Linked DNA regions of Homo sapiens: region 1 is linked to region 2. The links are chromatin contacts, found by Hi-C or POLR2A ChIA-PET in ENCODE. All regions are on one chromosome and are shown on one strand. The core of a region is the stretch at or near the end of the contact, and the rest is flanking DNA. Distances in the headings are between cores, read along the strand shown.

Region 1 (3,046 bases), core at 110-2,609, 6.8 Mb after region 2:
TAATACTTGCTGAACAGTGACTGAATCAGTGGGTTTTTATGTGTTTAGGCTAAGGCAGGAGGAAGAAGATGCATGTTGAAATGAAAAAGGCTGAATGGACACAGATGGGTAAAAAAGCAGCAGTGGGTGAAGACGGAAAAACAATGTAGAAGAAAGGTGTTCAGTTCACACCTGCTTAAGTGATTTACTGCGAGGTTGGAAAGAGATACAGGAGAGAGATGTCAACTGGCAAAAGCAGGGTAAAGGCATTTCAGTTTGAGGCAGAAGACACCAGGAGAAAGATGAGGCTACAAAAGAAATTCTGACTAGATTCTGCTGAAACCTAGTGGTAGGCCAATTGGATAAGGGAAGCTAAAGGGAGCTACTGGGATGACATGAGTAGAGATATGGCCATGTAGGTGAGTGAATCCGTAGGGGGTGGTATGAAGGGGGAGGTAAATGGATAAAATGGTAGAGGGTAGTTAGGCAGGTAGGTTAGCTGTTGGGCGGGTAGGTGGGTGGGTAGATGGGAGGTAGGGTAGTGGGTAAGTGGGTAGGTGGTTAGGTATTTAGTTGGGAGGGAATAGGTGTGGGGCTTATTATTTAAGATCCGGCCCCTCCCTCACCTTGACCCGGAAGCGGATGAGTGCTAGCCTCACGCAGTGGCTCAGGCAGGCCGGTGGCAGGAACCAGGCCCGCGGTGGAGGGGTGCCCTTGTTGCCCACGTGTCCCACGATCAGTTGCGCTGTCTGCCGCTCGGCCTGGCACCGACGGCCCCACTCGGCCAGCCGGTCCTTGCCCAGGCCCCCCGGGAACATGACCACGAGCTCCAGGCCGTCGCCGCCAGGATAGGCACAAGCCTGGCACAGCGCTGACAAGTAGCCCAGCATGGCGTTCCATTGGCCGCCACACACCCAATCCGTCTGGTAGCCGCCATAGAGCCGCGGCAGCGCCGAGCCGGCGTCCACCAGCACCCGGGCCCCGGGCAGCTGAGGGGGCGGCGGCGGCGGCAGCGGAGGGTGCAGCCCGGGCTGCGCTTGGCCATGATGGTGGAAGTGGTGAGCGGGGTGATGGTGCCGAGTCGGCCCCGCGCCCCCGGAGTAGGCACCCAAGGCAGCGGGCGGAAGCGGCGGTTGCAGAGGCACGGAGCCCCTGGCGGCGCGTGGAGCCCCGGGCGCTAGGGCTGCAGTCGGCGGCAGCTGGCGGTGCAAGTGCTGCTGCTGCTGCTGGCGCGAGACCGTGCGCGCGAGTTTTAGGAGGTCCACGGGCACCACGGCCCCGGGACAGCGCTTCTCCAGGAACTCTTGGAAGCCCTGGACACCCATGCTTCGTCGGTGGGCAGACGCGATAGCGGCTGCGCAAGCAGGATAGGCGACGATCTGGGCGCGAAGCTGGGGGCGGGCGCGTGCGCACTCCGCGGGGGGCGAGGGGGGGCGGGAAAAGGATTCCCGAGGGGAGGGGTGAGGAAGCGAGGGAATGAGGGCGGGGAGGGGAGGAGACCACAAATTGGATTTGGGTAGAGAGAAGGGGAGGGGCAGACCGGACCCGGGAGAGGCTGGGAGGATAAAAGCGAGGATGGGCTCTAGTCACTTCTCTTTTTTCTCCTTTCCGGCCGCTCTTCTTCCCGCTTTAGAAGGGGTGAAGCCTCTTTCTTCCACCTCCGGGAGCCATGTTGCCTCGTCTTCTCGGTGGTACACGCTTTCTAGCTGGAGGAAGGGGAGCGAGGAGGGGCGGGGCGGGGCGGGGAGAGGGGCATCTTGGTAGTTGTAGTCTTCTCTATGGCCTTAGGATATAGTCGAGGAACCAGACTACCACCCTTCTCAGCCCTTGTGCTCACAGGGTCACAGGAAGCGGGGCGTGATGATGAGTGTTTAGGAGTTGCACTCCAACTCCTTGCATCTCACTGAGTTGCTTAGGTTATTTACTGCTTTTTCCTGGAAAAAGAGTTTTGGGGGATGGATTGATGCATCATGGGAATGGAAGTTAGAGTGGATTGACTGAATTCAGCTAAAGTGAGCTAAAACTCCCCAGGAGGGAGGATTTTCCCCTTAGTGGAAAGATAATATTTAAAGAGCTGTTGGTCCCAATTAAGAAAGACGTAACTGGTCGGGCGCGGTGGCTCACGCCTGTAATCCCTCCGAGGCGGGCAGATCACGAGGTTAGGAGATCGAGACCATCCTGGCCAACATGGTGAAACCCCGTCTCTACTAAAAATACAAAAAGTAGCCGGGCGTGGTGGCACGTGCCTGTAATCCCAGCTACTGGGGAAGCTGAGGCAGGAGAATCGCTTGAACCTGGGAGGCGGAGGTTGCAGTGAGCCAAAATCATGTCACCGTACTCCAGCCTGGTGACAGAGCCAGACTCCGTCTCAAAAATAAATAAATAAATAAAAAGAAACTTACATTATTTACTTGCCTAAGGCAATGCAGAGACAAAGTTAAATCGAATATCCTTGCCCTCAGCATCTCTTTGGGCAGGGAGATAATTACCAACACAAATTACATTACAAATTGTACCTTTTTGGTACTCCTAGATCCACTATGTCCTATGGTTAGGGCCTTTGGTTTCCAAACTTCATTGTGTTTTAGTCTGTCGGGAGCTTTTCTAAATAGCTGCAAGGGCTCTAATTTCAGATGTATGGAGTCATAATCTTTTGAAAAATGTATTTTCAACATACTGAGATGAAACAGATGCAGTGCCTGTCTTCTTTCTGGCTTTTAGGGCCGGCCCACTCTTTCAGCAGGAATAAAGCAGAAAACAAGATCTGAAATGAGTAGTAGCCAGATCTGGCTTGGAACTTACTGGAAGATGGGAGATAATGGCAGGCAGAGTTAGAATGCAGAAGTGCAGAACCCAAGAGTGATCGGGATGAATGAGATAGGGGAATACTCTATTAGGATGCAAAAGCAAAAAAGCTTCAAGCTACATAAAAGAAATTATAAAATAGTGGAGATGGAACAAGCCAGATTGTCAAAGAATAAGTAGATGGCAAGGCAGTGTACATAGTTAACTCTTGAAAGCAAGCAGTGAAAGGAGAGAGCAGTGGCTTGAAGGGATGAAGGATGGA
Region 2 (2,944 bases), core at 318-2,817:
AAATTCTGGGATTACAGGCGTGGACTATCGCGCCCAGCCAAGATCAATAACATTTTTTGTTTGTTTGAGATGGAGTCTCGCTCTTTCACCCAGGCTGGAGTGCAGTGATGTGATCTCGGCTAACTGCAACCTCCACCTCCCGGGTTCAAGCTATTCTCCTGTCTCAGACTCCTGAGTCACTGGGACTACAGGCACGCACCACTATGCCCGACTAATTTTTGTATTTTACTAATACAAGAGATGGAGTTTCACCATGTTAGCCAGGTTGGTCTCGAACTCCTGACCTCAGGTGATCCACCCACTTTGGCCTCCCAAAGTATTGGGATTACAGGTGTGAGCCATGGCGCCAGGCCTCCTCCCCTCCCCTCCCCTCTCCTCTCCTTTCCTTTCTTTTTTAGACAGGGTATCACTCTGTTGACCAGGATGGAGTGCTGTGGTGCGATCTCTGCTCACTTGCAACCACTGCCTCCTGGGTTCAAGCCATCTTCCCACCTCAGCATCCTGAGTAGCTGAGACTACAGATGCACACCACCACACCCGTTAAGTTTTGTATTTTTGGTAGAGAAGGGTTTTGCCATTTTGCTGAGGCTGGTCCTGAACTCCTGACCTCAAGCGATCCTCCTGCACCCTCTTCCCAAAGTGTTGGGATTACAGGCATGAGCTGCCGCGCCTGGCCGCGCCTGGCTGTTTTCTAAGCATTTTTCTTTTTTTAAAATAAATTGAAATGTGGTCTCACTCTGTCACCCAGGCTGGAGTGCAGTGGTGCAATCATAACTCACTGCAGCCTCTAACTCCTGGGCTGATGCGATCCTCCCACCTCAGCCTCTTGAGTAGCTAGGACTACAGGCGTGTGCCACCACACCTGGCTAATTTTTGTATTTTTAGTAGAGACGAGTTTCATCATGTTGCCCAGGCTAGTCTCGAACTCTGGATCTCAAGTGATCCGCCCACCTCAGCCTCCCAAAGTGCTGGGATTAGAGGTATGAACCACCGCGCCAGGCCTCTAAGCATTTTTCTATTGATAATTTGCTAAAAAAACATTAGTTGCCCATGGCCGGGCACGGTGGCTCACGCCTATAACCCCAGCACTTTGGGAGGCTGAGGCAGGCGGATCACCTGAGGTCGGGAGTTCAAGACCAGCCTGACCAACATGGAGAAATCCCGTCTCTACTAAAAATACAAAATTAGCCGGGCGTGGCGGAGCATGCCTATAATCCCAGCTACTCGGGAGGCTGAGGCAGGAGAATCGCTTGAACCCGGGAGGCGGAGGTTGTGGAGAGCCGAGATCGTGCCATTGCACTCCAGCCTGGGCAACAAGAGTGAAACTCAAAAAAGAAAAGAAAAACAAACAAACAAACCATTGGTTGTCCATATCAAAGGCTATTATTCCTAACTACTATCATTGTAGTGGGGCAAGGAGGGTAACGGAGATGGGGGGAATTCAAGTCTTCTCCATGGTAACTGCAGCACATCGAGAGATTGTACACCCTGACTCCTTTCCCCTCTTCTCCAGTGGTATCGCCCACGACGGGCACCTGTGTTAACCTGATTACTCCTCCTCTTCCCAGTGGTATCGCCAAGGGGGGGATTGTACCACCCTGACTTCTTCCCCCTCTTGCCCAGTGGTGTCTCCCTTGAGCATCAGAACACGCCCCCCTCCTCCCTGGGTAGGAGGCGCACCTCTGCTTCTTTAAACTTTGCCCAAACTTATAGAACCGAGTTCCAAAGACCAGCTTCTCCCAGAATCTTGCCCTTAGAGGGATTCTACCCGTGAACGCCCTCTCGCCCCCGCCTTCTGTGGAACAGCCCACTGTACGGAATGGGTGCTAAGATGGCGGCTCCCAAGAGACACGACATAGCGCAGCCATATTCCTCGCCTGACAACGCCACTCATGGACCAAGTCTCCGCCGATCCGTAACAGCGCTGTGTTCAGTGAGTAGACTACAATCTCTCAGTCCTAATGATCGTGTGCAAAATCAACAGCCCTAGAAGGTGCAGTGTCAGGGGTGAGGACAGGAAACGGAAATCCCCCTCAGAGGCCGTTTAAGTCTTCTTGGCGCGCGATGCTAAATGCAGTGCACGAGGTTTTATGGCGTGATAGTCGCTCAGGTGATTTTGAGGTTTTGTTGGCTTCGGGGGATGATGCATTGGCAGTTGTGGTGTCAATTGGTGGGGAAATAAAGAACCTAATGAATGGGAATCTATGAGTGTCAGGGATGAGGGCCTCTGGAGTAGTCAGGTTTTAGATTCCCTGCTGTGTCTTGATGTCCAGCCTTAATAGTGTGCGCTTTAGGTTTTTCCTTTATCAGTATTCCCAGAGGTTTGCTAATTTTATTAGCCTTTCCAAAAAAACAACTTTTGACCTTGTTGCTCCTCTGATCACAGATCTCTTCTGATGTACCTTCGTTTCCTATTTCTTTAATTTCTGCTCTTATCTGTACCGTTTTCTCTAACTTCTTAAATTGGATGTTAATTCATTAATGCTCAGCCTTTCTTTGTTAAAAAAATTTTTAAGAGCATGCGTTTTTCCTTAAGAATCTCTTTAGCTGCAATCAAGAATATTTTGTATACACCATCTTTTCTTTCTTTCTTTCTTTCTTTTTTGACGGAGTCTCGCTCTGTCGCCCAGACTGGAGGGCAGTGGCGCGATCTCCACTCACTACAACCTCCGCCTCCGTTTCCAGCGATTCTCGTGCCTCGGCCTCCCGAGTCGCTGGGATTACTGGCGCACGCTACCACGCCCAGCTAATTTTTATATTTTTAGTGGAGATGGTGGTCTTGCCATGTTGCCCAGGCTGGTCTCCAACTCCTGGATTCAAACGATCCACTCGCCTCAGCCTCCCAAAGTGCTGGGATTACAGGCGTGAACCACTGCCCCAGGCCGACTATTTTATATTAGTCAAAATTTTTTTCTTTTTGTAATCGTATAGGCCCACCTCCTTA

What was found. A loop is a pair of places that touch in the nucleus more often than their neighbours do. ChIA-PET counts read pairs that join two places held with the same protein, here RNA polymerase II (POLR2A). Pooled maps may share reads with other maps.
Region 1: a loop to region 2 is called in a pooled map, with 5 times the contacts of the local background. The contact joins the promoter of FAM120C here to the enhancer-like site in region 2. A Hi-C loop is called at or near these places in 1 of 50 pooled maps. POLR2A ChIA-PET finds 5 or more read pairs at or near these places in 2 of 52 experiments (H1 and endothelial cell of umbilical vein).

Annotation. Positions count from the first base shown.
Region 1 is chrX:54,181,895-54,184,940 of GRCh38, forward strand. It overlaps FAM120C (family with sequence similarity 120 member C), which reads right to left and starts at 1,360. Exons shown (of 16, transcript NM_017848.6): 1 at 606-1,360. The coding sequence starts at 1,304. RefSeq lists silencers at 853-902, 913-1,122, 1,693-1,792.
Region 2 is chrX:47,364,569-47,367,512 of GRCh38, forward strand. No RefSeq gene overlaps it. Among named protein-coding and RNA genes, the nearest start is that of ZNF157, 4.5 kb to the right of the region's middle. RefSeq lists enhancers at 1,633-1,962, 2,083-2,182. Within about 2 kb of position 1,568, at least 23 of the 41 ENCODE cell types and tissues checked have a DNase peak (open chromatin) inside an H3K27ac peak, as active enhancers do.